4 separate regions of the Mus musculus genome follow, and all the other regions are linked to region 1. Evidence: chromatin loops called from intact Hi-C (ENCODE). Cell type or tissue: left cerebral cortex. All regions are shown on one strand. Links, peaks and the distances in the headings refer to the core of each region. The heading gives the core; the rest is flanking DNA. Region 1 holds the start of Ofd1 (OFD1, centriole and centriolar satellite protein). Region 2 has its middle 9.4 kb from the start of Gm1720. Region 3 holds the start of Tceanc (transcription elongation factor A (SII) N-terminal and central domain containing). Region 4 has its middle 24 kb from the start of Tmsb4x.

The links. A loop is a pair of places that touch in the nucleus more often than their neighbours do. Peaks named below come from ENCODE experiments on the same cell type or tissue, not always from the same donor. Only the 100,000 strongest peaks of a DNase experiment are listed, where the experiment ranks them.
Region 2: a loop joins it to region 1, with 10 times the contacts of the local background. A loop is called at or near these places in 9 of 42 quality-filtered maps.
Region 3: it touches region 1 in a loop (4-fold over the local background); 9 of 42 quality-filtered maps call a loop at or near these places.
Region 4: a loop joins it to region 1, with 4 times the contacts of the local background. A loop is called at or near these places in 5 of 42 quality-filtered maps.

What each region holds. Positions count from the first base shown.
Region 1 is chrX:166,436,140-166,444,238 of GRCm38, reverse strand. It overlaps Ofd1 (OFD1, centriole and centriolar satellite protein), which reads left to right and starts at 3,535. Exons shown (of 23, transcript NM_177429.3): 1 at 3,535-3,959; 2 at 4,112-4,210. The coding sequence starts at 3,945. It overlaps Trappc2 (trafficking protein particle complex 2), which reads right to left and starts at 3,484. Exons shown (of 5, transcript NM_025432.4): 1 at 3,400-3,484. In left cerebral cortex, for the core only: no CTCF peak of the experiment used is centred there; DNase peaks (open chromatin) are centred at 3,495 and 4,046; H3K4me3 peaks cover 2,145 bases; H3K27ac peaks cover 1,284 bases.
Region 2 is chrX:166,648,531-166,656,629 of GRCm38, reverse strand. No RefSeq gene overlaps it. Among named protein-coding and RNA genes, the nearest start is that of Gm1720, 9.4 kb to the left of the region's middle. In left cerebral cortex, for the core only: a CTCF peak has its summit at 4,008 (motif pointing right); a DNase peak (open chromatin) is centred at 4,031.
Region 3 is chrX:166,506,653-166,514,751 of GRCm38, reverse strand. Tceanc (transcription elongation factor A (SII) N-terminal and central domain containing) reads left to right here and starts at 4,274. Exons shown (of 5, transcript NM_001007577.2): 1 at 4,274-4,459; 2 at 5,746-5,846; 3 at 7,006-7,043. In left cerebral cortex, for the core only: a CTCF peak has its summit at 4,305 (motif pointing right); DNase peaks (open chromatin) are centred at 2,493, 4,205 and 4,918; H3K4me3 peaks cover 1,437 bases; H3K27ac peaks cover 1,480 bases.
Region 4 is chrX:167,229,079-167,237,177 of GRCm38, reverse strand. No RefSeq gene overlaps it. Among named protein-coding and RNA genes, the nearest start is that of Tmsb4x, 24 kb to the right of the region's middle. In left cerebral cortex, for the core only: a CTCF peak has its summit at 3,547 (motif pointing right); DNase peaks (open chromatin) are centred at 3,558, 5,013, 5,332 and 5,831.

The DNA of each region.
Region 1 (8,099 bases), core at 1,288-6,287:
ATCTAATATAGAAGCCACTAAGCATCTTAATCTCTACAACTTTTGAAAATGTTACAGTCCCTATGGATAAAATAGGTGCTTATTAGCTGATCCCCAAATACACAGATTAAAGCAGACATGCTATCCTAGCACCACGGAAGCTAGGGCAGGCAGGTCCTAAGCTCAAAGCTAGCCAGGCTCCACGAAAAGAGCAAAATTAAAGGAGAACTTAAGTGTACAAACTATGGAAGAAAAGCCAATGCTTCTAGGTTGTGACCATTAGGAAAAGAAGGGCTTCCAGCACTGGACATACACGGAAATAACAAAAGATGCAAATCTGCTTAATTTCCATTCTCCCTGTTACATACAAAGCATAACTTCCCAGCAGCGGGGCAGGCAGGCGGTGCAGGATGCAAATTTCAAGACTGCATGTTAGATATTAGAAAACTTCCTAAGCATTTCAATTCAAAAAAGTCTTCAGGTCCTGGCCAATTATATAGCTTGGATCAACAACTCTCCATCTACTGTTAAGTGACATTAAAGAAATCATAGGCACAGAAAGGTTCTATATGCTAAGAGACAGGTAATGCTATTCCAATTTTCAGAAACAGATAAAAGGATATCTTCTCATCTATGACGGGGTATATTCACGAGACTAAAACACCAACCTAAGTAGGTGTTACCTGGCCGATTTTGGTCAGATAGCATGTCAGGACCTTTTTTTGTTTTCTGTACAGTAGCTCATTCAGTATAAGTTAAGAAACCACGACTAACATCACATCCAGGTTATTATTCATTTAATTCTCTACTTATACTAAGAACAAACTACATCAAACTTCACTTTTCTGCTCTGAAAAGGAAATGTGGTAGGTGGACAGTAAATTTTCTGGGTATTTTGGTATCTATGTAGGAGCACACTAGAGACCTATAACCTGGGTGACAGAAAGAAGTCCCCAAAGATAATAGACACACTGTTCTGTTCTGTATAATATCCCCAGGGTTCTGACAGTGCCAGTGATCCAGCCAACACTCGTTATTTGCTGAATAAGGGGCAACCTAAAGCTGACTTAAAATTAATACCCAGAAACATCTGAGTGTTTTTTCTTTTCCTGGAGTGTATGTGCATGTGTGTGTATGTGTATATGTTTTGTTTTGAGACATGGTCTTGCTATGTTGCCCAGGCTGGCTTTGATCTCATGATCCTCTTGTTTTAGCCTCCTGAGTGCGTGGATTGTAGGTCTGTGCTATCATGGCTGGTACTAACTCAGTAACTTAAAGACAACTTATCACATTCAAATACAAGGTAACTATTAAGAGTTTCCTAGCAGACCAAAGTGAGGAATAAAAATCATCTCCAGGGCTAGGTCTGCTGCTATACATCTTTGATTCCAGCACTTGTGACGGGGAAGCAGATGGATCTTTGTGAGGTTCAGACAGCATGGCTTGCATATAAGACCAGGGACAGCCAAGACTATATAAAGGGAGACCCTGCCTCAAAATGGGGTAACAGGAAAGACACCATGGGACCTGTAAGTCTACCAGTGTTGCATAAAATTATTAAGATATAAGAGACTGAGATATATATAGTCTTGTACTTGAGTTTTAAAATCAGCAGAAGCCAGCTACAGTGGTTCACATCTTTAAACCCAGCACTAGGGAGGCTAAAACAAGAGAACAATTATGAGTTGGTCCAGCTAGGCCACAGTATGAGACTCTGCCTCAAAAAACTAAAACCAGTAACAACAAACCAACTGTACAACAAAAGGAGAGAACCCTAGAGAAAAAGAAATGAGAATCGAAAAGTTTGGATTTATTGCTCAGTGAGGCAGCAGCAGCCTGACATGTCAAGAAAGAAAAGCTAAAGAATTCTAGGCTGAATAAAGATTAAGACCGCTGGGGCAAAAAGATTGTGCAGCAGTTAAGAGAACATACTGCTCTTGCAGAGGACACAAGTTCAATCCCAGCTCCTACATCAGGCAGCTCACAATTGCTTGTAACTCCAGCTCTATGGGATCTAATGCCTTCTTCTGGACTCTGTGGGTACCTGTACTCATTACACACACACACACACACACACACACACACACCTCTAAAATAAATCTAAAAGTACAAAACAACCAAAAACTGAGTGAAGACAGTGCCCAAACAAGGTGTGGAAAGTGCTGCTGTCATCCTCATTACATCTCCTGTGAAAATACTTAGTTCTGGAAATCATAATTTCAAATGATGGATACCTTTAAACAATATGTTGGGAGCAGGGGGGTGGGTGGGGACTTAGACAATGAATGGTCTGAAAACAAAACAAAATAAGAGCAACTGAAGGAGCCAGTCGAGGGTGTTTTAAGCTAAGTGAGGATGAAGTGTTCTGTGGTGGGTGTTTAGTATATTCTTGAAATATAATGTCTAGTAGGAAAGGGATTTGACTAGGGATAGCTCGTGGTTCCTTATGAGCAAAATCTGCTTTGCTGGTATGGCTGCCAGGAGCTGGTGCTGAGAAACTGTGTGGTCAGCAGTGAAAGGCTGTGATCAATTAATTATTCATGTCTGGTATGGCTGTCAGGAGTTGGTGCTGAGAAACAGTGTGGTCGAATGGCTATGATCAATTATTCATGTCTGGTATGGGTTTGAGGGAGTGCAGTACATACACAAGATCAAGTATTTTTTTTTAACTCTAGACTTGACAGGCTTATTCTAAACTGCTGTAAAGGCCAAGCCCAGGGCTGACATCTGAAGTTACCAGGAAGCTAAAAATTCATATGGTGCAATGGTGGAAGACTACTAGTGCAAGAGCAGGATGAATTTAGAAATCCTTACAAGTTAAACATTTTAGTTAACAGGCAAACACAAGATAAAACGCATGCACCCCAGTTCAAAGCCGTCCATATTTATAGCAAATCTCTCTATGGAGGAACCTTTCAGAAACTTGCTCCTGACAGCTGTAAATTCAACTTGCCCCACAGATCAGCAAAACTAGTGGGGCTTTTCTATAAAATGAAGCTCCGTGCTTCTCAAGGAGATGCGCTTTTGCCCTCTTTGAGAGCATCTGTCAAAGTCTGGAGGGCGAGGTAGGGTACCACTGGCATTTAATGGAAACTGACCAAGGATGCGGTCAACCTACGATGCCCGAGACCGCTTTCTACAGTAAACCGGCTGCAAAGGGCAATGGCATTGCAATGAAGATGCACTGCGTTAGCGACCTGGAGAACGCCAAGCCTCCGTCCCAGTGCGCGGAGGTCCCCTCCAAGGGGACACGGAGGCTATACCAACTAGGAGAACGGGGATTACTCGGCGCCGGGGGGCTGGGCGTGCTGTCCCGAGTCAGGGCTGGGTAGAGGTAGAAGACCACTGTTCGCATCACGGGAGGCCTGGATGCCCCCGCGGACCCGGAACGCCCGCCGCCTGCTTCCCTCCAGAGCTCACCTGTAGGGAGGAGCCGAGATGAGAACCGGCCGCCTCTTTAATCTGCGCTCGGGAGCCTCAGCCTGGGAGTCCCAAAATCACTCTCGCGAGATCTGAGGCTATGCTCTCGCGAGACGTGGCCGGGACTGCTCGCCTAAGAGCGCGCAGGCGTCACGGAGGGCCAAAGCCTGGGCGGTTAGGCTGAGCCGGCCGAGCGGGCCGAGCGGCCGGAGCGGGCGGAGCAGGCGGCGGGCGGCGGGCAGTGTAGGGATGAGCTACGGAGCAGGGAAAACTGCCGACTGAGCGGCCGCTTCGGGGCCCTCGCTTGTCGTTTCCGTCTTTATTCCGTCCAGAGTCCCTCCTGGCTCGCGGACCCGCCCACCCTTCCCATACCGTGGGAGGAAGCGCGGCTGCTTGACGAGTTAGGGGCTGAATGTTTAGCTCTCTTGCTCCCCTAGGTCCCCAGAGACAAGCTGGATTCCGAGGTCAAGGGCTCCCTCTCCTCCTGCGCCCCGGCCCGGGCCGAGGAGTCCGACCGTGGAGGGGCGAGCTCGGGAGGAAAGCAGATGAGGATGGCTCAGGTAGTTCCACCTGCCACTTTCCAGGGTTTTTCCGATTGGACATCTCTTTGTTTTGATGTCCGTTAAGCATCTTAGGGCTTCCGGTGAGGTCACTGATTTCTGAAATTCAGGTCCACGTTGACACTAGGTAACCCATCATTTTCTCTTTTCAGTCCAACATGCCCCACAAGTCTGATGTGTTGAGTCAAGATGAACTGCGCAAAAAGCTATACCAGACGTTTAAGGATCGGGGTGTACTGGACACACTTCAGGTATCAGATTTAGGCACAATCGTGTCGTTATACTTCCACAAGTGTAACCTTTAACCGCAGGTGGCTCCACATTTAAATTCATTCATTAAGGTAGCACATAACCTGTATAATGAACACATTGCCATAAAACTAAGCTGCTGTTACAAATCTTGTTCCCAGTCTCGCTTTGATCATGCTACGTCTATGTAGTGAGCAGGAGGGGGACTTGCGAGGAACGGACTGCAGAGGGTAATGTGAGCAGAGTACTGTGGTCTACATGTCTGAGAACAACAAAATGAAGCCCAGTCTGTTTCATGATACTCCCTAGAAAAAAATCTATAGTGGAATGGTACCAGGTGTCTTGTCACACGCCTTTATCCCAGTTCTTCGGAAGCAGAGGAAGGCACATCTCTTGTGAGGGTAGCTGGGCCAAATAGCCAGTTCCAGGTCAGCCAAGACTTCATAGTGATACCCTGTGTCAGTAATAGTAAGTACACATAAGATATTTTAGAGTGTGGATATTTTAAATGAATAGCAACTGTTTATTAGAACATCTTAAGTTTGGGTAGCAGCAAGGGATGGAGTTAGTTCAATGTGTTTCCTTACAATATACCTTTTAGACTATATTTTACATATAGAATTGGAAATTAAGGAAAGGTGAGCCCAATTTTTCCCACTCTTGTTTTACTACATACAAATATTTAAGACTTGTCCGGAAAATACAGAAAGGCAGAAGAGAGAAAAATCATATATTATAACTACAAACTGCTGTTAGGCGTGTATATCATTTTAAAATTTAGATTATATGAGGATCCTTTTCCTGTTTCCTCAGGTTGCCTGAAATCCTTATTTTCAGTGGCAGCAGATTCCTCCTGGTCAGTCAGAGGTCATGGAGGTCGCTGCCTCCTATTGACTGAGGCTTCTACCTAGGTCTCCACCTCATCTATTTGTTGTACCTGTCATTTTCTGCCTAGTATAGAGAACTCCCCTGTCTGAGGAAAAAGGCCTGAGCATGCTTGGGCCAGTTTGCAGGGTTCTGCTTCCTTCCTGAGTACTGGGGTGTTAGGCCAGGGCCATTATGTCTTGGGGTAAGAGCGTTTCTAGCAATGTGTCCATATGGCTAGGGAAGGATTGTTGGTGTGTATTTCACAGGCAGTTTGGGAATATTTGTTTCATCCTTCACGTCTCAGTTTGATTTGGTCTTAAGCAATGGATATCATTATCTGTAAGCCCTTTGTGCAAGTCTTGTTCCCAGTTTCAGCATGACTGCTTATTCAGTCCATTAGCCCAATTGGAGGAAAAGCAGGGCATGTTTTCATTTTCTCAAATTTAGATAATTTTTACTTTCTTAGTTCAATGACTGATAGAGGTGAGTTAATAATGTAAATTTTATGGAATTTAGTGCTTAATTTATACTCTCCTTTTATTTGAAATGAATTTGTACTTATAGTCAATTACAAAGTCATTTATGTCTAGGTACTTTTGTTCCCTTTGTGGGTCTTGTCATAACTTTTGTGGTTTTGAAACAGTGTCTCACTCTACTGCCTCAAGCTTAGGTGATGTCCTGACTCTACCTTCCTAGGATTAGCATTACAGGCATCTTCTACATCCAACTCAGTGATAAAATGAAACTTGTCAAATCATCTGTTTCTTTCTTTTTGCTCTAGTTAAGACCATTTCTGAGATGTGTGTTAAGATTGGCAAATTTTTGTCTCATGCTTTGAGTTTCACCAACTTTGTGAAAACTGTCCTTCCGTGCTATATATTTTTAAAAGATTTTATTTATGTCTGCCTGAGTGTGTGCACCTGTGTAGTTTGTGTGCCTGTACTTGCATGGAGGCCTGAACAGGCTGTCTGATTCCTCGTGTTAGCAGGACACCCAGCTGGCTTATTGCACAGCTCCTAGGATTTAAACTCTAATCCTCATGATTACGCAACAGATACTCTTAACCACTTTTTTTTTTTTTTTTGAGACAGGGTTTTTGTAGCCCAGACTGGCCTTGAACTATGTATAGAGCCAAGGGCTACCTTAAACTCCCCATTTTATTTGAATCACCTGTTTATTTGGTGCTGGAGATCAAACCTGAGGTCTTATGCATGAAAGGAAAACTACTCTACCAACTGAGATACATCACTAGCCCCCAAACTGTTTAGGAGCGTCATGTATATGGAGGGGGAGTGCGCTCTCTAATATATGGTGTGGAGGCCAGATGTTGATGTCAGGTGCCTTCCTCAGTTGCATTTTCCCTCAGTGTTTTGAGACAGGTTCCGCATTGAACCTGGAGCTCTCTTCTAATTCAGGTAGACTAGCTGGACTGTGAGCCCCAGGGATCTTCCTGTCTTTACCTTCTCAGCTCTGGGATAACAATTGTTCACCATTGTGCCTGGCTTTATGTGGGTTCTGGGGACCAAATTCAGGTCTTTTTGTTTGTAAGGCAAACTACTGACTGAGCTCTCTCTTCAGCCTGCAAAATTTAATTTTGAGTAGATTTCCCTAGTGTATTGGCTGTTGGGAAGCTCTAAGTCAATTTTGTGTCTCTACTAGTAAGTATTTTTTGTTTTTTGTGATTGTCAAGAGAGCAGTTCATTTATAATTGCCGTTTTAGTTTTTCTTGCTCTTATTTTCCTTTCAGCACACACCACCACTAATTTTTTCCTTTAGGCAAGTTATCGTAAATTCTTCTATTGGTTAAGCTAGGACTGAATAGACCATTTCCTCGGTGTATTACGCATTTAATTAAGCTACTTCTAAATTTGATTGGTGGAAGATGCTGCACTTTCCCTTTTTTTTCCTTCTTTCTTTTTTGCTTTACTATGTCAGGTTGTGAATGGTAGATAATGCCGAGTGTGTGTATTTTGTTCAGTGTAAATGTCTTTTTAAGTAGAGGGTTTTAGATATATGTTCTGTCATGGTGCTTATATATACCATGCCAAACTCCCACCATCTTTAGGAATTGAGCTGGATCTGCTTACAGAAGATCATCATAGCCACGCTTGTTGACTGTTGATATTCCTTCCTAACTGTTGGGTGGGTAGAATCATGGGACCTCCTCTGGAGTATCCAGTCACTCCTCCCTGATAGTTGTTTGCAGTTCTGCTCTGATTGTACATGGCCCCATTCTCAGGCAGGGGCTAGAGTATATAGATTGGGGAAGGAGTCGTCATAATGGGTGCGGAATTCATTTGTTGTGGCTGCTTGCTTTAAGGGCATCTACACTGATACACATAAAACCTCACTCATTTCTCTGTAAGCAAACCTAATAAGCTCAGTCGCTCCCAGAGTGAACTTCAATACGTCATATGTCCTTGGGACTGGAGCAGGAGGGTAGATGCTGTTTTTGTTTTCTAGGAAAGAGGTTTTAGCAGCATTCTCCCATACTCAAGGATAGCAGAAAGAGCTAAAGTAAAGACCCCTTTCGGTGCTTCCTTGTATTAAATAAGTTACTACATTTTGTTTCATCCAGAGCCTCAAGCAACTTGCTTCTAAGTTAAGCACAATTGTACATCTCCAAACTATATGTCAAAACTGTTTAAACGTTTAGTAGTCTCGTTAATTTAGGAGATTTTTTTCAAGTTCAAATGAATAGTGCCGGTGTTGTAATGTGAAGAAAATTATGTACTCTGACCCTTTATTTCATCATTTATCAATGGTGAAAAATCTATCTTCCAGTGACTTGACATATGAATGAATACCCTAAGTGATAGTGCATTGTTTTTTAAAGAATGCTTGGGTACACGAATGGCTGTGCACATTTCCATATGTGACCCTCAGAGACAACTTTTTGGGAGTGCATTCTCTCCCTCCATCTCTGATCCCAGGTGTCAGAAGACCCAGGTTATCTGGCCTACCTGGCAAGTGCCTTTTTTCTTTGAGCCATCTTGCCAACCCGAAAGTATATTTTTGATCATC
Region 2 (8,099 bases), core at 1,840-6,839, 210 kb before region 1:
TGAATCCGGAATCCAGCACACTGGAGGTAGAGACACTGGATCAAACTAGCTATTAGAACAACTGCGTAAGTGAGCTCTGGGTTCAAAAACAAGGCTCTACTTCAATACTTAAGGTGGAGAGCAACAAAGGAAAACACAAAACATCAGTTTCTGAATTCCACTGGCATGCACACACACACTCACACACACACACACACACACACACACACACACACACAGGAACACAGCCACACGCCCCACACATACACATGCAACAAAGACAGCTTTATCTGCGTGTCCCAGGGGTGGAAGCAGAGCGGCACCAGACACCCACTGAGTACAGTGCCACATAACTATTAGAACACAGCAAGTCATTTCTGTCACCCAAAATGTTTGATGCCACCAGATGTCATGAGAACAAGCTGACAGTAAAAGATATATTACAGGAAAACACACTGGATGCCTGACTGTAAGCAAAGGAAAACAAACGCACCCTCAATATTGACAACAGAAAGGCAGTAGCGTATCTTTCTTCAAAATAAACATTGCACAAATGTACAGGCATTTACCATGCACACTTGTTGATGAAACTGTCAAGGACACATGGGAGGGGGGGTGCTGAAGATGACAATCAGAAGTGTGTATCTCTCAAGAGACCAGATCTCCCCTCTGTCCTCTCCACTAGGTAGCTCATTTCCAAATGGGCCCTTCTTCCAGCTTCTACTGACCCCAGGGCCCACATCCAGGAAAGGATTTTGAGCTGTTACCAGAGTCATGGGTCATAGAAAGGCTGACGTCAGGAACAAATAAGCTCCAGACCACTTAAGCCCCAAAATGAGAAGGGAAATAATGGTAAAAGGAGGATGTATTAGTTATTGTTTGTTCTTATGACCAAGAAGCAAGAAGGCAGGAATTTATTTTGTTGGGCCATTTGAGGATACAGTCCACAGTGGCACAGAAACCATGGTGGCAGGAGCATGAGACAGTTGGCCACATCATTTCTACATTCAAGAAGGAGAGATAAAGCCTGGTGCTCAGTTGACTTTCTCTGTTTTGTTCAAGCTGAGCCACCAGTCCATGGGCTAGTACCACCCATAGTCCAGGGAGGAACGTCGCAAGCTTTTCTGGAACAACCTCATAGACTCAGCTGGAGGTGTGTTGTGCTGGTAATTCTAAACCCAAGCAAATTGTCAGTAAAGATTAGTCATCACATTAGGAAAGGAATTTTTTTTGGGGGGGGGAGGTTCGAGACAGGGATTCTCTGTGTAGCCCTGGCTGTCCTGGAACTCACTCTGTAGACCAGGCTGGCCTCGAACTCAGAAATCCACCTGCCTCTGCCTCCCAAGTGCTGGGATTAAAGGCGTGCGCCACCACGCCCAGCTAGGAAAGGAATTGAATGACTACAACCAGGTTGGAAAGACAAAGCAGATAAAGCATTTCAGATGCCTTTGGTAATACTGACAGGAACTCCATGTCCTTGGAGAAGGGAGGCAAGAGATAATGCCCAGTCAGATAGAGTCTTGGTCAAACTGTAGTCTGGTTGATTATTGTTATGGTTTAGATACAAAATGTCCCTCCCATAAGATCATGTGTTTAAATGTTTGGTCCCTAGTTAATGGTACTGTTTGAGCGAGGAGAGGGGGTGAGGAACCTTTGGGAGGTAGAGCCTACCTGAAGGAAGTGGGTCTTTGGACTGCAGGCCTTGAGATGTATCATCTGATCCTATCTGCTATCCTTTCCCTGCTTCCTGATCTATCTAGGTATGAGCAAGCAGTCTCATGCCTAAGCCACCACAGCCAAAAGCCACTCACCCCCATGCCTTTCCCACCATGATGGGCTATACCCTCAAACTGTAACCTAAAATAAATCCGTCCTCCCTTAAGTTGCTCTGGTTGGGCATTTGGTCACAGCGATGACAAAAGTAACTGAAACATTGTCTCAGCTCTGGTAACACAAGGTCTTTCTTATCTGCATCAGCGAAGCTGTCCTGCCCGGGTGCCCACAGAAATTGCCACTGTTCCCAGGACAATCTCTGTAAGAGATTTGCCTTGGCCCACGACCCCAAAACCAAATTGTCAGCACAAAGAAGAATTGTCTGCCTCAAGGGGACAGAAGACAGGAAATAAGAAACAAGGACAAGGGAGAAGGGGAAGGGAACAAGGCAGTCGGGGAAAGGATATTTGTCCCAGAGAACAAAGGACTGCCTCTGGATAGAAAGGAAACATGGCTCATCGGAAAATGATCATTTATAAAGGTAAAATGGTAAGCCCCAAATTAGGATGAGGTATTTAATTTTGATTGGGCATGTTAATTATATGAGCCAAAGGGGGCTTTTGATTGGTGGGCTTCAATACTTTGATAGTTGGACCTTGGTAGTTAGCCTCAGGAGGAAGAAGTGGATAAATAAGGGAATAGGCCTTGGTGACTAGCTTTAGGAATATAATCTAATGGTTTTTAGCAAGGCAGGGGGAATAAGAGAGAAGACCAAGGGCTGCCAGAGCCATGCCTGCCACCAGCTGGCCAGAGTCCCTTCAATCTCCATTTGATTCACAGGGTACACGTCAGACCCATGATGCTACAAGAGGTCCCATGTGACTGTTGTTTTTGGTTAAAGAAAGAGAATATCATTATGGGACAATATGCCCACAATCCTCCACTGCCCCATTGTCCCTGGAAGGTATAGGATTAAATGACTAAAAACTTTAGGTGTCCCTCCAGGGGTCTGGAAGAAGATGCTGTTTTGGTGTCTTTAGCTTTGAATAGGGAAGAATATTTAAGTGTATATTCCTTAAATTAACATGCTTCCAGGAAGAGTGGAACCGGGTTGTAAGCCTAAATATAAAGAGTCAGATACAAAATGAAGGAAGAGATGTCAAACTTTGAAAGGACTATGACCACACACCCACATTCCAGTGCTATGGAAGAAGTCCTTGAATTGGCACACATACTTAGAGTTTCACACTGAGCTTGAGAGCTTGTGCCTGACACGGAGTAACCACCAGGTTGGAGGAAACACTGCCACCCTCTCTATGAAGACAAGGATAGCTTCTTCTACACTGCTGCTTTCTCTTTCCACATTCAATGACCATGGAAATCTGATGATCCAATGAAGATTATGGACAAGAAGAGACTAGGAATGTGGCCAGACAGGGCCCTCCTCTAGGACATGATATCTAAAAGATCTTCGGGTAGCCTGTCTCACCTAATTTCCATCAAATTCTGCCTAATCACCAAGATGTTACCAATGAGAACATAAGAAATATGAGAAGTGCCTGAGTGGTCCTTGAGGTGTAGCTCAGACCTCCCTTTAATTTGTAGTCCACTTTTTTGAAACAAAGTCTGTTGTGTCCCCAGGCTGGCCTGGAACTCCCTATACATATAAGGAGGACCCTGCACTTCGGATTCTCCGGCCTCTATTTCCCAGATGCTGGGATCACACCTGTGTACCACACCTGCTTTCTGTGGCACTGGGGTTCACCCAGGGCTTCACACATGATAGCCAGGCACTCCACCAACTCTGCAACATATAGCCCAGGACGTCTAGGTCATTTTCCTCTCAGTTCCTCTCCCCTGAGAGCGAAGAGTGTCACTGAGGCCATTTATAGGCTACAATGTCATTAAGTCACCCACTCCATGCTCTCCCTTCAGAGACTGACTCTTTCCAAAGCCCTGACTTCCAGAATCTGCTGTCATGGAGGGCAGACGTATAGTCCCAAGAGGCCTCATACTCAGAAGCCCCTTGCACTTGGCCAGACGTTCGGAGCTTCCCTCTTGCAATTCTTCATCTGTGTCCAACAGAGTTCCAGAGTTTCCCTTCAGCCCTCTCTTGCAAATGTCTCCTCTGGAGAAACCAAATTAGGGTCCAACACCCTTGCCCAAGCCTGCCTAGTGGCTCCACATAAACAAGGAGAACATATTTTTTTAACATAAATAACAATAGCAAAAGCAGAAAGAACTTAATCTTTAAGAAAAGAGTGAGTGTTCTTTCTAGCACTTTCCAAAATAAAGCAGTCTGCATTTGGTCCAGTAGATGTCACTCTCACCCCATGGCAGGAGGAACATTTTAAGCAGGGCTGCACAGGATTTGGGAGTTTTGAGCCCTTGAGAAGGTTCAGGATGTAAGCATTTTTATTATATAACATTTCTGTCTTCTAAGGCCATCCCAATGAAACTACCACCAAGTCGAACTAGGTGACTGCGTAGTAAACACTAGCTGTAGCATGATAGAAACTCAGATTTAAAAAAGCAACGATAAGTAAGTGCTACTTCTTAAAATAAATTGACACGTCATTTTACATTTTTATTTTTATATTGTTTACTTGGGTGGCCTTGCAGGTGCCATGGAGGGCTTGTGGAAGCCAAAGACACCTTCCAGGAATCAATTCTTACTTTCCACCATATCTGCTCCGGGATCGAACTCAGGTCATTGAGCTTAGCAGCTCTATCTACTGAGCCATCCCACCCCATTGATACATCATTTTAACACTGTCCTGAAGTAGTGGTTATCACAGGGCAGAGTAAATATTAATCTAGCTCATAATGGAAGGGTTTGAATTGATTCTGAATGAAATGGCAAAGGTCAGAAATCAAGCAGAGTCTATGCCTTTCATGCCAAGACTCCTGGAAAAGACAAACCAGGTCTGCGGCTTCCCTCAGATGTGTTTCCTAATTTGCTGGAAGGCCCTGATTGAACATATTGTCCCTGCCCTGTTCATATCACCCCTGCTAGAACAGTCTGTGATGAAGCAAAGATGAATAGCTTGCTAAGAAGCCTGTCACTTGCTGAGATCAAACTCCATTTCTAGATAATAGGACCTGTCTTTCCAATATGAAAGCGTCACCAGTACTAAAGTAACAATTTATCATAGGAAGACGTTCAAGTGGCCTTCAGAGTCTTTCCTTAGTGAGTTACTTTGTATAGTAAAAGATTAGAAAGCATTCTTTCAGCTTTCACAGGAATTCATTAGTCTGACGCTGCCAGATCAGGGGTGCATTAAGTCAATCCATCGAAAAGCAGTAGTGCATTTAAAAACAATGCTAACACCTGGACTTCATTACAGAAAGTGGTCTTGATGAATCCATCATGATCCAACTATCCCCAAGACGATAGCCTGAGAAATTTCTGACCTTAGACAAGATATACAAGGTGTATGAGAAATGGGCACTTAATTTATCCTGTTGTTTTGTTAAAGCCAAACTAATTAATTGTGCTTCCAAAAGGATGCTGGCAGCACAACAGTAATGTCTCAATAAAAGATAGAAGCAAATGAAAGAAAAAAACTACAGACTGTAGGTATCCATTTGTATTCTCACAGAGTAGAGTTGGGGGAAATCTTTAAAAAGCCCCACAAGGTGGGCGGTGGTGGCGCACGTCTTTAATCCCAGCACTTGGGAGGCAGAGGCAGGCGGATTTCTAAGTTCGAGGCCAGCCTGGTCTACAGACTGAGTTCCAGGATAGCCAGGGCTATACAGAGAAACCCTGTCTGGGAAAAAAAATTAAAAAAAAAAAAGCTGCACAATGCCTTCAACTTGGGGTATGGTTACCCCAACCACACTCTAGATCTAACTTACCTTATAGTTGTATTATGGAGATGTTTACATCTCATCGTACCCCAGAATAAGCCCCTATCCTTGCCACATCATTAGAACACATCTACTGCATGCTTATGGAGAGCCTTTTGTTTTCCTGCAGTCTAGCAAGCCATGCTTGATTCCTCTACCGAGTGGAATTTACGTGGCTAGCATTGAATATTTTCTTAATATATTGCAACTCTCTTGCACCACTGTCCTACCAAATGCTTCCTATGAAGTTCCAAATCCAGATCCATGATCTGGCATTGCACTTTGTACCCACTGAAGATTATTCCACCAATTGTATTTGCAGTGAGATGAAATGGCAAACTGGAAAGTGATAGACCGTTTCCTAGGATCAAACTTGGGTTCTTATCTGTGATGGCTTGTATATGTTTGGCCCAGGAAGTAGCACTATTAGAAGGTGTGGCTCTGTTGGAGTGGGTATGAGCTTGTTGGAAGAAGTGTGTCACTGTAGATTGTAGAATTTAAGACCCTCGTTCTAGCTGCCTAGAAGCCAGTATTTTGCTAGCAGCTTTCAGATGAAGATGTAGAACGCTGAGCAGCTCTTGCACCATGCCTGTCTGGACACTGCCATGTTCCTGCCTTGATGATAATGGACTGCACCTCTGAACTTCTAAGCCAGTCCCAATTGAATGTTGTCCTTTATAAGACTTGCACTGGTCATGGTGTCTGTTCCCAGAAGTAAAACTCTAACACATGGTTCTAGGATCAGACTCGGTTCTGATCCTAACTGCTTTCCTCTCTGGGATCTTTCAGGATTATCTATTTTTATCTGCTTCCTCCCAACTGTCATGTTCTTTGGTCTATCCATCTCTTCAAGTCTCCCACTCCAAATGCTCTCCCTTGATCCATAAGCTACAGCCCATCACCACCTCTTCATTTCCCCTTTACTCTGCAAGCGGAGTTAAGGATCCTCTTCTAATCATTCCACTAAAGCTGATCTTAAGAAATCACCACATACCAGGTACCAAAGTTAAATCAGGATCAGGTTAATGACCTAAACAGTCCTATATCCCCTAAAGAAATAGAAGCAGTCATTAATAGGCTCCCAACCAAAAAAAAGCCCAGGACCAGATGGATTTAGTGCAGAGTTCTATCAGACCTTCAAAGAAGATCTAATTTCAGTTCTTCACAAACTATTCCACAAAATAGAAGCAGAATTCATTCTATGAAGCCACAATTACTCTGATACCTAAACCACAGAAAGATGCAACAAACATAGAGAACTTCAGACCAATTTCCCTTATGAATATCGATGCAAAAATACTCAATAAAATTCTCCCTAACCGAATCCAAGAACACATCAAAACAATCATCCATCCTGACCAAGTAGGTTTTATTCCAGGGATGCAGGGATGGTTTAATATATGGAACTCCATCAACGTAATCCATTATATAAGCAAACTCAAAGACAAAAAACATATGATCATCTCCTTAGATGCGGAGAAAGCATTTGACAAAATCCAACACCCATTCATGATAAAAGTGTTGGAAAGATCAGGAATTCAAGGCCCATACCTAAACATGATAAAAGCAATCTACAGCAAACCAGTAGCCAACATCAAAGTAAATGGTGAGAAGCTGGAAGCAATCCCACTAAAATCAGGGACTAGACAAGGCTGTCCACTTTCTTCCTACCTATTCAACATTGTACTTGAAATCCTAGCCAGAGCAATTCGACAACAAAAGGAGATCAAGGGGATACAAATTGGAAAGGAAGAAGTCAAAATATTACTTTTGCAGATGATATGATAGTATATATAAATGACCCTAAAAATTCTACCAGAGAACTCCTAAACCTGATAAACAGCTTCAGTGAAGTAGCTGGATATAAAATTAACTCAAACAAGTCAATGGCCTTTCTCTACACAAAGAATAAACAGGCTGAGAGAGAAATTAGGGAAACAACACCCTTCTCAATAGTCACAAATAATATAAAATATCTTGGTGCGACTCTAACTAAGGAAGTGAAAGATCTATATGATAAAAACTTCAAGTCTCTGAAGAAAGAAATTAAAGAAGATCTCAGAAGATGGAAAGATCTCCCATTCTCATGGATGGGCAGGATCAATATAGTAAAAATGGCTATCTTGCCAAAAGCAATCTACAGATTCAATGCAATCCCCATCAAAATTCCAACTCAATTCTTCAACGAATTAGAAAGGGCAATCTGCAAATTCATCTGGAATAACAAAAAACCTAGGATAGCAAAAACTCTTCTCAAGGATAAAAGAACCTCTGGTGGAATCACCTGCCTGACCTAAAGCTGTACTACAGAGCAATTGTGATAAAAACTGCATGGTACTGGTATAGCAACAGACAAGTAGACAAATGGAATAGAATTGAAGACCCAGAAATGAACCCACACACCTACGGTCACTTGATCTTTGACAAGGGAGCTAAAATCATCCAGTGGAAAAAAGACAGCATTTTCAACAAATGGTGCTGGCACAACTGGCAGTTATCATGTAAAAGAATGTGAATTGATCCATTCCTATCTCCTTGTACTAAGGTCAAATCTAAGT
Region 3 (8,099 bases), core at 1,575-6,574, 70 kb before region 1:
ACATTGATCCAAGAGCACTTGATCTCGGAGTACTGAAACAGCTGAAAGGTGCCTTTGAAAACAAAGAGCCCAGGGCTGGAGAGGTGGCTCACTGCTTCAGAGCACTTGCTGCTTTTGCACGGGATCCAGTTTCAATCCCCAGCCATCTGTAACTCCCGCTTTAGAGCATCTATCTGATGCTCTCTTGTGGGGTACCAGGTGTTGTGTCTGGCCAGCAGATCACAGCCTGGGTTTTAGCCTGGAAAGGCATTTTGGAAACCTGGAAGAGAAGAGGGGCTAGGTGGCGAGAGAAAGAAATGCAGCTAAGACAGGCATTCTGATCAAAGCTCAATTTTACTGTTCTGCACGCAGTTATAAAGCAGGGGAAGGGGGCCCGATTCCCGCCAATTAGTCTTGGGGTCCAATAGCAGGGTGACCACGTGCACGGCTCCGAACAGCAAAGTGGCAGGTTCTAGCAGTGGGCGTGGCAGAACGATAGAGCCGGCAAGCTCCACCCCTGAGCAAGCAGGTTTCAGGCTGGGGGAGGGGAGACTACAACCAGGTACTCACGCGATATACAGATGATCAGTCAGGCAAAACACTGAGACACATCAACTAGGAAAGTAAACAAATCTTCAAATAAGAGCACCCGAGACAAGACCCAAAGCCTATGTTTAACTCATCATAGAACTCAGTACTTTAATTGACAGTCAGTGGAACATTGCCCCAACCAATAAAATTCTCAGCAGTTTTCCTGGTGTGTATTTCCAGTTCAGTTATGGAGTCATTCCAGATGTGCTGAGCCAGGACAGTTCCACAGAGCTTGCTGCAGTAACTGACATGTTGTCTACCTGTGCCATATACTACAGTACCCATTTTCCACAGTAGCTGATAACTTGGCATTGAGGCAGTGTAACTGAGGAACTGGGTTTTAAATCTTATCTAAACAAAAATAGCTGTAGATGCCCAGTGCAGCGACGAAGGCAGGTCTACACGGGTAACTCTAACTTGCCTCTTAGGTGATACACTGTGTTTTAGAGTTTTTAGATTTCTTTCTTCCTTCACACCCTCTGGTGTCTGGGTCATATCTGGTTTTTTTTTTTTTTTTCAGAATTTTGACTAATGTTTTTCTTTTTTTTTTTCTAATTCTCCTCTGTACAGTAGGGTAGGCAGCTTTTCAAATAGCTTTTACTATTTAGACTAATTCATTCCGGGAAATGTTTAATAGTTTTGGTAGGACTGTTCGGTTTGGGGTATTGATGCACCGCTGAGGATTGAACCTAGGGCATATTTCATGCTCGCACAAACAGTCTAGAGCTCAGCTACACCTTCATCCGGGTACAGTTATTTGCTTTTATAGACTTTTTTGTTTATTTATTTTACGTATTTTTGTTTATTTATTTTTATTTTATGTATATGAGTATCTTGCCTGCATGTATACATGGATGTATACCATGGACATGCCTATGGCCAACAGAGGGTAGAAGGGGACATCAATCCCTGAGTTTCACACAGTTGTGAGCCACCCTATGGGTGCTGAGAGTCAAAGCCCAGATCCTCGGAAAGAGAAACAAGTGCCCTTAACACTGAGCCAGCTCTTCAATCCCTTGTGAAAAATATTATATATTTCAAGAATTGTGCATTACAAATCTCACCAAGGATTTAGTCCCGCTAGGTGACTGCTTAAGGACAATGATGTTTCAAAGCCCTTCATTTACCCCCCCCACCATGCTCCCCTATGCTCCCAGGGGGTCAGGACTGAACTCAAGGCCTAGCGCACCCTAAGTGAGCACTCTCCACTCAGCTGAGTGCTGTATATTGGTATTTGCATATTCCTGAAGGTGGCCAGAGTAACTCAGAAAATGAACCTAAAAGTAACAGAGGACCAGGAAGAAAGAAAGAAAGAAAGAAAGAAAGAAAGAAAGAAAGAGAGAGAGAGAGAGAGAGAGAGAGACCACTAAGGCATATGACATTAAATAGGAGACTACTGACTGCCAGTATACTTGGAGTTCCTACACAGTGAACTGCAGCCTAATCTTGGATGTAAAGAAAGTGCAACTCCAATGGGCAAGCATAACAGCTAAGTCTTAGCCAATCACAGTATTCCAAGTGAGCAGACTGTGTACCCAGAGCCCCATTTGGAGCAGCATCTAGCCAAGCCATTTCTTCGTGATTGTGCTTTCTTTCCATGCGACCAATATTGCCTTGAGAATGCTCTCGGTTTTTCTTCTCTGGTCCTGGGCAGCACTGCCTAATTCACAAATATCAGTCTTTGCTCAAATGAATTCTACTAAAAGTAAGCTATCAAAAATTATCGGGTTTTTTTTTTTTTTTTTTTTTTGTACTAAGCAAAGATTCTTTGTAATTCAAGCCGGGCTCTTCTAGGCCTTGTGTGCGCACATCTTCAGAGGCCAGCTGTAGCAGAGTCCTGATACTTATCATTTACTCAGAGCTTCTCATTCTCACTACACAATCTCGCTCAGCATCTGCTCCAGTTCTCCACTCTGTACCACCCACTTACACCTACACCCCTACTGTCAGATCTGCAGCCAAAATCCCATTGGGTTAGAGCCTAGCTTGGTTTCTGTTGCTGGGATAAACACAGTGGTCAAATACAACTCAGGGAGGAAAGGATTTATTTCATCTGACAGGCTACAGTCCATAATTGAAGGAACTCAGGGCAGGAACTGGAAGCAGGAACCATGGAGGAATGCTACTTACTGCCTTGCTCCCAAGTACACATCAACTACCCTTTTGTATACAGCCCAGGCCTAAGTACTAAGGATAATATGGCCTTCCCACAGAGGGCTGAGCCCGCCTACATTAATTAGAAATAGAGAAAAATGCCACACAGATGTGTACAATTTTTCAATTGAGACTCCTTCTTTCCAGGTGTGTCAAGTTGACAAGCAAGACCTTGCAGTTTTGTAAATCAATTATTTCCGAGAACTTCAACACCAAATGGTGTTACTTTCAGAGTGATAAACCATAGCAAAAAACAAAAAAAAAAAAAAACAAAAAAAAACCAAAAACTTCTAGACTGGGCCTAGTGATACACACCCATAGTATCAGCACTTGGAGAGCAAGAAGATTATCCTAGTTTGAGGACAGCCTGGACTACATAGTTGTAGACCAGGCTAGACTACAGTGTGAGAATCTTGTGTTTAAACCAAACCAAACCCAAACCAAGATTGCTTTGTAATCATACCCTAATACTAACCGTTCAAAACAGAAAAATAATCAGGCATCCCTTATCCTGATCAGTGTGAGTTCCTTGTCCTCCCTCTGCTGAGGTAAAATCTCTTACATTCATGACCAGATCACCCTGCTGTATCCCTGCTATGAACAGATCCAGTACACAACACTGAGGGGTTGCTTCCTTAAATCTTTTCCTGAATTGTTTTGGCATTGGAGGTCAAAGGAGTCTGCCACATTTTCTAGTTCAATTATCACTGTGGTTTTAATCCTTGAAGGCAGACCATGTTCACACATACACTCAGGTTTCTTGTAACTAATTACTGAATGGTTACTACTTCCTTTCATTCTTGTGATGCATGTTATATGCTTGTTGGACTAATTACTGTTAGGCATGACAGTAATTATGGCTTGCCTTTTTGCTGCCTGGTTTGTTAGTTGAGAGAGTCTTACTATGTAACCCTAGCTGGTCAGAAACTTATGGACCTTCTCCCATCTCTGCCTCTGGAGCGCTAGTATTATATGCCACCAGGTTTAGCCATTTTTATATTGATTTAAAAAAAAAAACCCAACCATTTATTATTACAGACCATCACTGTTAGCCATTTATATTTTATTTGATTGTTCTTATGGAGGGTTTTACATTTGTTTATTTTTATTTATTTAGGAAGGCGAGTACCGGGTCCAGCCTGTTTAGTTTTGCCCCAGGCTGTCCTCGAACTCGGGATCCTCCGGTCTCTGTACTTTAGTCTTCAGCCTTTGCCTACTGGGGTCCATCACCACAGCCAGCCTGTTTTTATTTTTGTCCCATCTGTTTTACTGGTTTGACGGAAACTAAAAAGAGTAAGCGCATCAACAAACGTTGCCACTGAAACGCAGCAGCCGGGTTAGTTTCACTTCGGGCCTTAGCTCCTCTCTCAAGGGACCACTCTGCGAGGCCCGCGGCCGCTCTGCGCAGGCGCCAAGTCCAAAGCACCTTAGCGTCCAATCCCACGCCCACGTTGGCTCGCCGGAACCTTAGGACTGGTGCAGGCTCTGTCGTCCGGCCCCAAGAAACGGAAGTTCCCTCCAGGAGGAGGCGGCACCGCCCACTGGAGGGCGGCGCCTGCGCTTCTGGGCGGGCGGTGCTGCGGCCGCTAGGGCAGTGACCGAGCATCTCCGATGGCGGCGTTCCGCCATTTCCGTTACCTCGGCCCCCGCGGAAGGGCTAACTCCCGGGTCCAGTGGAAGGCAATCCCGGCTCGCAGGGGCGCTCTGGTGCTCCCCGTGCCCAGGCTGCTCGAAGGTTGATTTCCTCCTCCCTTTAGGTGCTGTCATTGGAGCGGGCCGGAAGGCGCGCCGCCATGGCTGTACGGCCTCAGGGCCGTCCCCCGGGGTGGATTTCTGCAGGCTTTGTTTAGTAGTCAACCCCACCCACAGGAATCTCTCTGGGCGGGCCGGTTCCTCTCCCTGTCCCTTCCCCCGGGATCCTAACGTGGCTGCCTAAAAACAACGCCCCGCCAGCGTCTCGTGTCCTAGCCCCCCAGCCCCCCATGGCCCGTCCATTCCCTTCTGAGCCAGGGCCTTGAAGCTTGACCGATAAGTTTAGCCTGGAGCTAGAAAATTTCTCTTTTTTTCCCCTCCTGGATGTTGAGAGAGATTTAAAGACTGCTGGTCTGTTCCCTAAGCCTCTGGAAAATTTCACAGTAACTTTCCTGTGCTTTTTCTTCACGTTTGGACGATTTTAGTGCAGATGTGTGTATGCCCTTCCTATAATTGCATATTCCCAGGCGTCTGCATGCATTCAGGCAACACATGGTAGGGCCGACTCTTGCTGTCACTATAAAAGGTTTTGTATGTGCACACACATTGTACACACACACACATATACATACTCATACACACACTGGTAAATGGTAAAATGTACACTCATATATGAACTACAACTGCCATGAAATGTGTCTGATCTGGATTGGAGTGTGTTCGAGTGTAAAGCACAGCAGACTTTTGTTTTTGAGAATTAACACAAAAAGGAATTAAAATACCCTTTTATCAGATTTTGAAAGGACAGTATTGGGGCGAAGCTTAGGTGTAGCTCAGTAGTAGAGCACATACTTTAATCTGCCTAAGGCCCTGGGTATGAACTCTGCCACTGCATTTTAAAGGAAAAATATTTTAGCTAAGTAAAACTAGAATTAATTCCAACAAATTTTAACATACTATCACACATTTAAAAAATATCTTTGTGGCTTGAAATCTTTATATGAGATAGCATTGCTCTACAAAGGGTGCTTTCAAACAGTACCCTGTGGCCAAACACAGACTGCCCACATTCTCTTTTGAAATACAGTCTCTTGTAGCCCTGGCTGGCCTCTTTCTGACCACACTGGCTTTATGAGGTGTGCATAGAGGGGGGTGGGCTTGAGGAGGGTGCAAACTCAGTGCCCTGTGCATGTTAGGTAAGTGCTCCACGAACTGAGCCTCATCTTCAGACCCCCTCCCTCAACACACACACTTTAAAAAATAATTTGTGCTAATCAACTTAGATGTCTTCCTTAATTACTGTCCTCCCCCCTCCCTTTTTTGAGACAGGGTCTGACACTGAACCTGAAGCTCACCAGTTCAGCTAGACTGCCTGGCCAGTGAACTCCAAAGACTGACCTGTCTCTCCCTTCCCGTTGCTGGAATTACAGGTGTGCACCATAAGCCTGGCTTTTTATGTAGATGCTGGGGATCAAGACTCAGGTCCTCATTGCACAGCAAGCAGTTTACCACCTGAGCCATCTTCCCAGTTCCAGCCTGCCTTATTAGGTTTAATTGTATATAGATGTGTGGGTATATGCATGTGAGTGCCAGTCCTACAGGAGGCCAAAGGCATCAGGTTTTCCTAAAGCTGGGTTATAAGCACTTGTGAACTACCCAGTATAGGGTGGGAACTAAAGGGGATGTAGGGGAAGGAGGCAGGAGGGAGGATAGCCCAAGCCCGGCCAGCGTTCCTCCTATGCTCTGGGCAGGCAGACGCCGTAAGGCTGCCAGAAGCTTTCCACTCAGCCCGGGTGGGCATTTAAGCCACTGACCCCACTTGACAGGGGGTGGGGTGGGGTGGACAAGGGGCAGCCCCTGAAACCAGGGCCCCCAGGACAACACCCTGTTGCCCCGGCGTTATGGGAGCAAGGGCTGAAGGAAGAGAGGTAAGGGCTGAAGGAAGAGAGGTTCCCACACAGGTGAGAGTAAGTGTAGGGGGCCTTGATGAGCAGAGACAGTCTATGGTTTTAGAGCTTTATTGTAGAAAGGCAGGGGGAAAGAGAAAAGAAAGGCTAGAGAATAAGAGTAAGAGAGTGAGAGGAGAGGAGAGAAGAGTAAGGGGAGTAAGAGGAAGAGAGCGAGGTGGAGCCAAACAGCTCCTCTTATGGTTTGCTGTAATCTTTACTATTGCTAGGTAACTGGGAGGAGTTTAGCCTGAAGGTCAGAAGCTTGGGACATTGTCTACATGACTACTAGCCATGCTTCTCCTGTGGGGGTTGAGGGGAAAGTAACTTCGACAGGAGCCAGGGTCCAGGAGACACGAGGGAACGCCTTCCATCCCATGTAGGTGGGAATTACCACCACTGGGTCCCGGGGTTCAACATCTAGCCTCAACTGGAAACCAGGCTGTCTGTGCATAGCCCAGTGCCCCACAGTGTAGGTGCTGGAAACTGAACCTGGCTCCTCTAAGATAGCAGTACACAACTGCTTAACCATCACTCCAGCCCCATTCAGTATTTGCTATCTGTTTGTTCTGCTGCAAAAGTAATAGAGTTAAATAGTCCCTGCACCAGAAGTCTAAAGTATTTCCTATCTGTCCTTTTACAGAAAGTATTTGCTGGCCTCCTGTCCTGGAAAAATAGCTGGTATGTAGATATTAAATCTTTTTTAATGTTTTTTTTTTTAAGACAAAGTCTCACTATAAAGCTCATGTTGTCTAGACTTGACAAACATCCTGCCTTAGCCTCCAGAGTGCTAGGATATATGTGTCAGTATACTTAGAAAGATTTATTCATTTTTAAGTTACAGTTAATATATTTGTGGTGTGTGAATGCACATGTCGAAGTCAGAGGAGAACTTGTCAGTTCTCTTACTCTAGTACCTTCTAGGGACTGATCTCATGGTGTCAGGCTTGGAGGGCAAGAGCCTTTACCCACTGAGCCAGTTTGCCAGCCCCTGGCAATTTTTAAAATATTTTTATTATAAATTCACATAATTGTCAGCCACTTATAAAGACTGAGTGATTCATTAAACTATCTCTTTTGATTCACATATTAATCCAGGATGGCAGAGTCACCTTTTTTTAATTTTCTTTTTTATTAGATATTTTCTTTATATATATTTCAAATGCTATCCCGAAAGTTCCCTATACTCTCCCTTCACCCTGCTCCCCTACCCACCCACTCCTGCTTCTTGGCCCTGGTGTTCCCCTGTATAAAGTTTGCAATGCCAAGGGGCCTCTCTTCCCAATGTTAGCCAACTAGGCCATCTTCTGCTACATATGCAGCTAGAGATACGAGCTCTGGGGGCACTGGTTAGTTCATATTGTTGTTCCAAATATAGGGTTGCAGACCCCTTCAGCTCCTTGGGTACTTTCTCTAGCTCCTCCATTGGGGGCCCTGTGTTCCATCTTATAGATGACTGTGAGCATTCACTTCTGTATTTGCCAGGCACTGACAAAGGAGACAGCTATATCAGGGTCCTTTCAGCAAAATTATGCTGGCATATGGGTTTGGTGGTTGATTATAGGATGGATACCCGGGTGGGGTAGTCTCTGGATGGTCCATCCTTTCGTCTTAGCTCCAAACTTTGTCTCTGTAACTCCTTTCATGAGAGTCAGGCATTTTGAAGATGATGAAGTAGAGGCACAGGATGATCACCAACTTGTCTAGTATTCCCTCATTTTGAGGAACTATAGTTTC
Region 4 (8,099 bases), core at 1,392-6,391, 790 kb before region 1:
TGAAACAACCAGCAATTCCTGGATTGGCTGACATTCAGCTTTTTGTCCACACCCCATAACAATGGCATCCCAATGTCAGCGAGAAGTAATCATAGATGATTTCATCGCCCATTATTCATTTATCATAATAATAATAATGAGAGGCTGGGATGTTTGATTTCAGACCCTGGTACAAGGGACTGGGGCTCATATTTTACATATCAAAGCAGACCTGACCTCCAGGTTCTCTCAGCATCCCTCTGTTCCTATCTGGCATACCCTGTCCCCCAACCCTAAATTTTCCAGCCCAGGAGCTGGGCTGCCCTTCCCCCAAAGGCTCCTCTCTCTGTAATCCAGACATTTGGGTCTCTCTTGCTTCTTCTCTCTGCACATGTATCCTTTCTCTCTTTGCCTCCAGCCCCCTCTCTCTGTGGCAAGTTCCCTGGCCTCCTTCCTTGGGGCACTGAAATCAGTCACCCTACAGTAGCTTTGCAATAAACCAGTCTTTAATATATTCAAATCTAGCTTGAATTGACTCATTTCACAGCAAAGAAATCACCTATCCCTATACAATCCACATATACCATTCCAGGTTATATGCTCAAAGGAATTTAAGTGAGCATATCACAAAGCTACTCAGATATCCATGTTTATTGCTGCACTGTCCACAACTGTCGCGTCCTCTCTCGACCAGCAAGAACGACACGACCACCAGTCCTTCTAACAGCAGTTTATTCAGCAAACTTCAGTCTTCATCTCTCTCTCTTCATCTTTTCCTCATCTATCTCTCTCCAACCCCAGGCCTCTCACTCTTATATACTCTCAGTCTTCATCCACTCACAGCAGGCCACGTCACCTCACCAGGCACGCAGCTTCAGCCAATCAGGGCGGCAGGGGCATGTCTCCACCAAATATGGACTTGTTTAAACTGCCAGCATCATGGTGCACCTGCGCAGCTCTCACGATGGTCGTGGCTTATATTCAGGTGTATGAGGAAGTCAGGTGTAAGTCATAAGACTTAGCTGCAGTCCCGGGCGCCATCTTGGGACTGCTGCCACACCCGCTCCTCACACACAACAGGCAAAATGTGCCATCAGACTATAAGTCCATCAACAGAGGAGTGAACAAGGAAAGGAGGTCCATGTACACAATAGAGTTATCCTCTCCAAAACAACGAAGTAATTTTATTTATGAGAAAGTGAATAGAGATCATCATGTGAAGGAAAGTAAGCCAAATTCAGAAAGACAAATATACTGTATTTTCTCTTACTAGTGGAATGTATGCATTTTCACTGAGGAGACAGGTGTGAAGAAAGGAGAGTGGGGAAAGCAATAGAGAATAATAGGGCAGAAGCCTGACAAGTACTCCATATTCTCATTCATATGTAGAATACGTGTGTGAAAAAGAAAACTCTTCTTCAGGGCAACACACTTGGGAAGTATTTGCTTGTCAAATAGCTCTAATATGCACTGTGACACCCCCTCCCAACAGAGCTGGATTATACAGCTTTCCTAAACATTTGTCTGTGGATTATAATTTTTTTGCTTGTAATGTGTGTACTGAAACTAAGGGTTTCTCTTCCAAAATGCAGATTTAAAGGCCTGATGGAGATCCTCCTAGCCTGGTAAGCCCTTGAAAGTGTTCCCAAGTGTATGGTGACAGTCACTATTCTGCCACAGATTCTTATGTTTTTAAGACGGGGGGGGGGACCCTCAAACCATATTTCTTGAGCTGTTCATATACCGTTGGTCTTCTTCTTGATCAGAATGTGCTAGTTTTCCAGAGGTGACATTATTCCAAAGAGACAGTTGACAACAAGACGGATCATACTGCCGAAGTCAAGAACAAAGAAAAAGTAACCATGATAGATTCTTCTTTGATATCGGGGGAAGAGGATAATGTCTCCTTCAGTAACATCGTTAGTCATAGACAAGAGAAGCTCAGTACTTGACACAACTGAAAATAGTCCCTCCATGGACTAGGTTATCCTCTGCTGCGACTGAAGGAAATGTCTGGTGACTTAATAGGGAATATTGTACTTTCAAAGGCATTAAATCCCGTGGGTATAATTGAAACAATTACTTTCTGATCTTGAAAGAATTTCTACCTTCAAAACAGCAAAGCTTATCCAACCAAAGTTGGCTACTCTGGAGATATTATTTACATTGGAAAACAACATTAAATATGCATATGTATATACCAATAGTCACGTGTACACGTGTCTACCTGTAGATGGAGATGGCCATCATTAACTGTCTAGTAAGTATAAATAAAAGGGGCTAGAGAGTGGCTCAGTGATTAAGAGTATTTGCTGCTCTTGAAGATGACCAGGGTTCCATTCCTTGCATGCAGATGGCAGCTTGCAGCCATCTGTGACTCCAGTTCCAGTGGATCCGATGCCCTCTGTAGGCACCAAGTACATAAGTGTGCATAGACATGAATGCACAGTTGCACATATGTGTGTACATGTGTGCACATGGATGTAGAGGCCATAGGGAAGCCTCAGTTGTAGAAGTAGACAAGTTCAGGGTCATAAGCACTGGCATGGTGGTTTTGGGGTGTTAGAAAGTGAGATTTTCTCACTGTGGCACTGCTAAGATCTTGGATGACATTACTCTTTATTAGGGATTAGAAGGATCTGTCCTATACATTTTGGGATTTTCCACAGCATTTGAGTCTTGCTGCTGCAGGCCAGTAGGGCCCTCCCTTTTGCAGCTTATATACATTACATAGAAGGAAAACATATACTAAATTCTTAGTGTGGAAGTATGGGTCCGACGGCTATGATTTGAGAGTGGCTGGCTTTAGCCTTAAAACTTGCAAAATTAAGGGGCTATGTGCCTCCACCAAAGCAACTGCTTTGCCTAGGGGAGAAAAGGAGAAAGTTGCTGGTGCTGAGAAGTGAATGCTTCTGGAGATGCAATTTCTACTACTTTGGATTGACCTTGGTGAATGCTGTATTCACACCCAGTCAGGGGATCCCATTTGTGCTCAAAGAAACGGTCACCCACACGTGAACTGAGAATCCTAGAAGCATCATGAAAGCCTTTGTAAAGATCACATCTGCAGTGAAAAGTGTGAGGTGATCAACATCTCAGACTCAGGACTCAGTCAAGGGCATCCTCAAATTTACCACATACCTATATTTTCCCATGGATGATGGGGCTTTATAAAAATAAAAGGTCCTAGCTCAGTCGGTAGAGGCCTGCCTAGAATGCACAAAGACCCATGTCCCATCCCTACACATAAACTAGATGTGGCACAGACCAATCATACCAGCACTTGGCAGCAAGGGGTGGAGGTAGAGGCAGGAGGATCAAGAGCTCAAGGTCATCGTCAGAGTAAGGTAAAAAGGCCATCCTGAGTCAAACAAAAAGACCAAAGACAAGGTACACTGCCATCAGATCAGATCAGGAGTGTCTTTCTCTCATGGCTACCTCATTTTGATATAGTTGAAGGAGCTCAATTTGTCTACGGAGACTAAGGTAAAATAAGGAGCCTAACTTAGTCAGGCTTTGTTTTTCAGAGGAACCTAGCCACTCTTATGAATCGATACCAAGGACTGCCAGCAGATGGCAGTAAAGGTCCGCCTAGTGCTCTAGCTTTGGGCTAGCCAGGCGTTCAGGGTGTGGTATCTTCATTGTTGATTTTGAAACCTGGCCCCTCACCTGCCTGAAATCTGCCAGGAAAAAAAAAAAAAAAAGGTTAAAAGCCACATTCCCACTGTATCAGAGAGCACTCCTAAACAGGGTAGTGTTCGGGAACCTCGCCCTACACAGTCAGATAAGCCGTCTACGTGGATCCAATTCAGACCTTAACAAGTAAACTCCAGTGCAAATTTTCTATTGGCTCCCAGTGATGTCACTTGCTGCGGCTGGGAGGCTGGGAGAACTGGTTTTCTTAGTGTGGGGAACCTTTGTTCTCTGCAACACCCACCTGGAACCCTGGGGCCTCACTGTGAAGCCAGGGCCCCCAAGGTATCTGGATACAGCACACTGCTTTGCTCCAGCACACCTAGAGTGCCTAAGAAATGGAAGTGCAGAGCAAGGGTTAGGTGAATTCACGGTACAGGAATGACTCTCACCTGGGCTCCATGAAACTCAGTCCCTAAGCCAAGCCAGGCTTTGTGGAGCTTTAAGTCACTCACTTGATATTAGTTCTCCCCCTGGGATGGATGGAGTTCTTAAAAGGCCCAGAGTGGTTCCAGGCCTTCTGGATTGGTTCCTGGGTTCATTAAATCACCTCACCCTTTAACCACTTTAGACTCTTTACACCTCGGGCACATTTAAAATAATATGCAAACCTTAATGAGGCAAGGGTAGAAGAATAGAAGGCCTATTACTATACAAAGTTGATTTCTGCCTCCTCCTAAACTGCCACAATTAACACTGTTCCCAAAAGGTCAACTTGATTATTTGCTTTGTCCCTTTCTGAAAGAAGCACTTGTGTCTGGCTTGTCTTTAAATATCTGCAGGTCATCTAAGAGGAAGTCCGTGGTGGTGGTACTTTTGTAGGACCTGGCCATTTGTTTACATCCAAGCTCTTTAACCCTCTACAGCTGCAGGTGGAGAATCCGTGGTTCTTCATGCTCTGCCTGGACTTCACGCTCCATTTAGCTCAGCAGTGACCCAGGTGAGCCTCTGGCCACAATGACAGCGCCATTGCCCCTCCACTACTAATAATGTGGCGGCTGTAGTTGAACTTGCTGTTAAGTCCAACAGTTCTCTTGGGTAGTTAGACTAACTGTAGCCCTTAGAGGTGGAAGAGTCGGGCATGACTGTGAGGGTGTGGGAGAAGGAGCCCAAAGCTAGTTGCCAATACACTGAGCTGACAACATGGCCTGGCCGCCCCGCTCAAAAGCTGGGTGAGCTTATTTACAGAGCTCGTCACCGCCTCAAAGCTTCACTTTGTTCACCTCTACTATCAAGGAAGAAAAAACATTCCTGAGGCTTTTCTTAAAGGAGGGCTAAACCTGAGGTGCGCTGAGAAGTGACAGTGACTGACTTGTGGGGTGGGGAGAAGCCCTTTGCAGTGCTTGCCAATTTTCTCAGCGCACGTGCCCCCTCGTGAGAGGACAGTCTCTTTCTTGCCCAAGCTCGGCTTTTGCTGCCTTCCTTGGCTCCCATACCTGGCTTTCAGCACTTCTGTGATTGCGACTCTCTGAACACTTTTCAGTCTTTTCCATAATCCCTACGGATAAAATGAATACCTTTGTAGGTCTTTTTTTTTTTTTTTCATCTCTCTCCACCTTCGCACTTCCTCCTTCTCAAGCTCACAGCAAAATTACTAGATTTGGAATGTATGCTTATGGAATAAATGAAGGGGTGACTGGAAGCTGACATTAGCAACAGTGAGGCAGGGCCTCCAGTGCCGACCTCTTAAAGCAGAAGAACACGAAATCATTTCTTTTGGGGAGGGTAGGGGGCTACTGCAGCCCTTCCTGCAAGGCATCCTGGGATCTGCAGGGAAAAGCAAGACTGTCTGGCGGAAGCAGCCCTCCCCACAGAGACCAGCTATGCGTTTGTTAGCATTTTTCTGCAGGAAGGGAGAAGTGGATGTCGGAATGCAAAGAGACATGGACGGTGCTGCAGGCATCTTTGTTTCTGTAAAGCTCCTACCTGGATCTGGCCTTTAGACAAGTTGCTTACTTCCTTACTTTTCTCATTTATCTAATGTGACAAAACCTGTGCTCAGCTTACTTCTAAGACATAGGGAAAAGAAACAATAGGTGTTCGAGCAGGCTTTTTAGTCCTGCCACAGAATACGTGGCCACCAGTTGTTCCCACGTGCTGCTAAGAAGGGGCAGGGCCACTGGGACAGTTCACATTCATTCTCACGGGAAGTGAAAGTGAGTCGCGTTGCTCTGTGTCTGTCATGTGACAGCTGTAGGGCACAATCAACTCACTGAGTTTCTGCTTCCTGCTGCTAGGGTGACACGCCAGGCCTGGTGGCTTATACCTCTAAATTCTCCCAATTGGGAGGCTGAATGTTGCCTGGATTATACATGGACACCCTGTCGAATACAGCAAAACAACAAAACAGGGGTGATAGTAGGTTTTATTTAGTAACCACTTCCAATGTGACTAGTCCTGCTCTGGCAGTGCCCCTCCCCCTGCAACCCCAGAATTTCAAAATGGCAGCCGCAGCTTCATTTTTGTGTGTGTGTCGAACGGTACCTAAGCTTCTTTGCAGCTTTGCTGTGTACCAAAAATACAGCTTTTGGAAGTTGTTTTGTAAATTATCTTTTCAATTTTTTATTTGTCTTTATTACTTGACCTACATTATTGTTCTTGAGAGTATCTCTTTATGTAGCCCAAGCTATCCTTGGACACATAATACTCCTAACTGCCTCAGTGTCATAAATGCTAAACATACAGGCATACAGCACTGTGCCCAGTGAGGGTTGTATACTTTCATTCTCTTGAACACATTTTGGGTAAATTCTCAATACACACTTATATTCTTTACTCCATATCTTTACATTTTCTTACCATTTTTTTTTTTTTCGGAGCAGAAGCAATTGGTTTCAAAATTGAACTTGTCAATGCTTTCTTTTATGGGGTATGACTTCAGTGGCACATTTAAGAAATACTCGCTAGCAAGATGGCGTGTTATATGCCTGTAATCCCAGTATTTGGGGGGGGGGCTGTCAGGGAGATCAGCAGTTCCAGGCTAATCTTGACTAAATAGAGCAACCCTGTGTCAAAAACAAGAACATTATTCTAATTCTTCCCACGAAAAACAGAATCATTTTCTCTTCTGTTCATTTCTACAACTTTTGTGATTTTATGTTTATGTCTGCAATGAATTTCTACATTTCCTTTATTCTTAAAAATGCTATATATGTGTATAGTGAAATATCACATTTAGGCCCATTTCCCCCTCCAAATTCCCCCTTATTCTCCTCAATTGATCTTCCTACTTCCATAATTTTTAAAATAACTTTCCAAGATCAGTTAGTGATGCCCACATGTATGGGTCTGGGTCATCCACTACAGTATGGGAAAGCTTCATGTGGCCACATCCTTAAAATGAATGAATCTCCCTCCTCCAGCAGCTATCCACTGCCACTAAGAAGTAGGGCCTAGAGCTCATGGACCCTATCTACAGTAGAATGTTGTCTGGCCTGCTCTTGTGCAGGCCCCATGCAGGTAAGCACAGCTGCTGTGAGCTCATGAATGACTCACCCTGTCACTCCCGGAGGGAAGTGTTTTGAGGCACTCCTCCCTGCCCTCTGGCTCTTACATTCTTTCTGCCTCCTCTTCCTTGTTGTTCTATGCTGGAGTTTATTCCTTATATGGTATGAGCTGTGAATTTAACATGAATTTTACATATATTGAATTTCCTGAAAAATATTAAGCTAATACATAGTATCAGTTTTTTTTTAAAGAATATCAACATAGTGTCAGCTCAATGTTATACCAAACCTAGAGCCTAAGCTTGAGCTCTAAGCCACTGTGTGGCGGCACACTTAGGAAACCATTCCTGGGCAGAATGAGCACATCTACCCAGACGTCTGGCTCCAGATTTCTACTCATGACATTAATACTCATGACATATGGCTGCTTGGGAAACATTTGGGAAGTTGAAAGTAGGGTTATGCACCCCTGGACTAAAGAACAATGCGGAAATGGAACTATGTGGAGGAATTAGGAGGAAGGAACTCTAAACCCGCCTGGCTGAAGTGTTGCTTACTTGGAGGAAGTAGAAATGCTGGCAGATAGGACTGGGTGCAACCAGTAGCACCAGAAGTTCTTCTTTGTCATGCTTCTGGGGGCAAGAAGGGCTGGCAAGTTCAGAAGCAGGGAGTGGCCTAGGCACAGGTCATGGATGTAGCGCTAGGGGGCAGTGTAGAGCAGAACTAGTTAGAGCAAAGGCTCTTTGGAGTCAGTTATTAAAAAGCCTTTCAGGAGTCGAGGTTGGCAGGAAAATGACATGAAAATGACCTTGGCCACTCTCCGAATTATAGCGGGTCAGGGAGGAAAGAACATTTATCATGGATACTGCTGGCTTGCATTTGTGTTTGGGAGGACATTAAGCCTGTCTCTGGTATCACAGATGATGTACAGGCTATGTCTTTTACACAGCAATGGCAGTTCCAATCTCCAGGAAGTAAAAA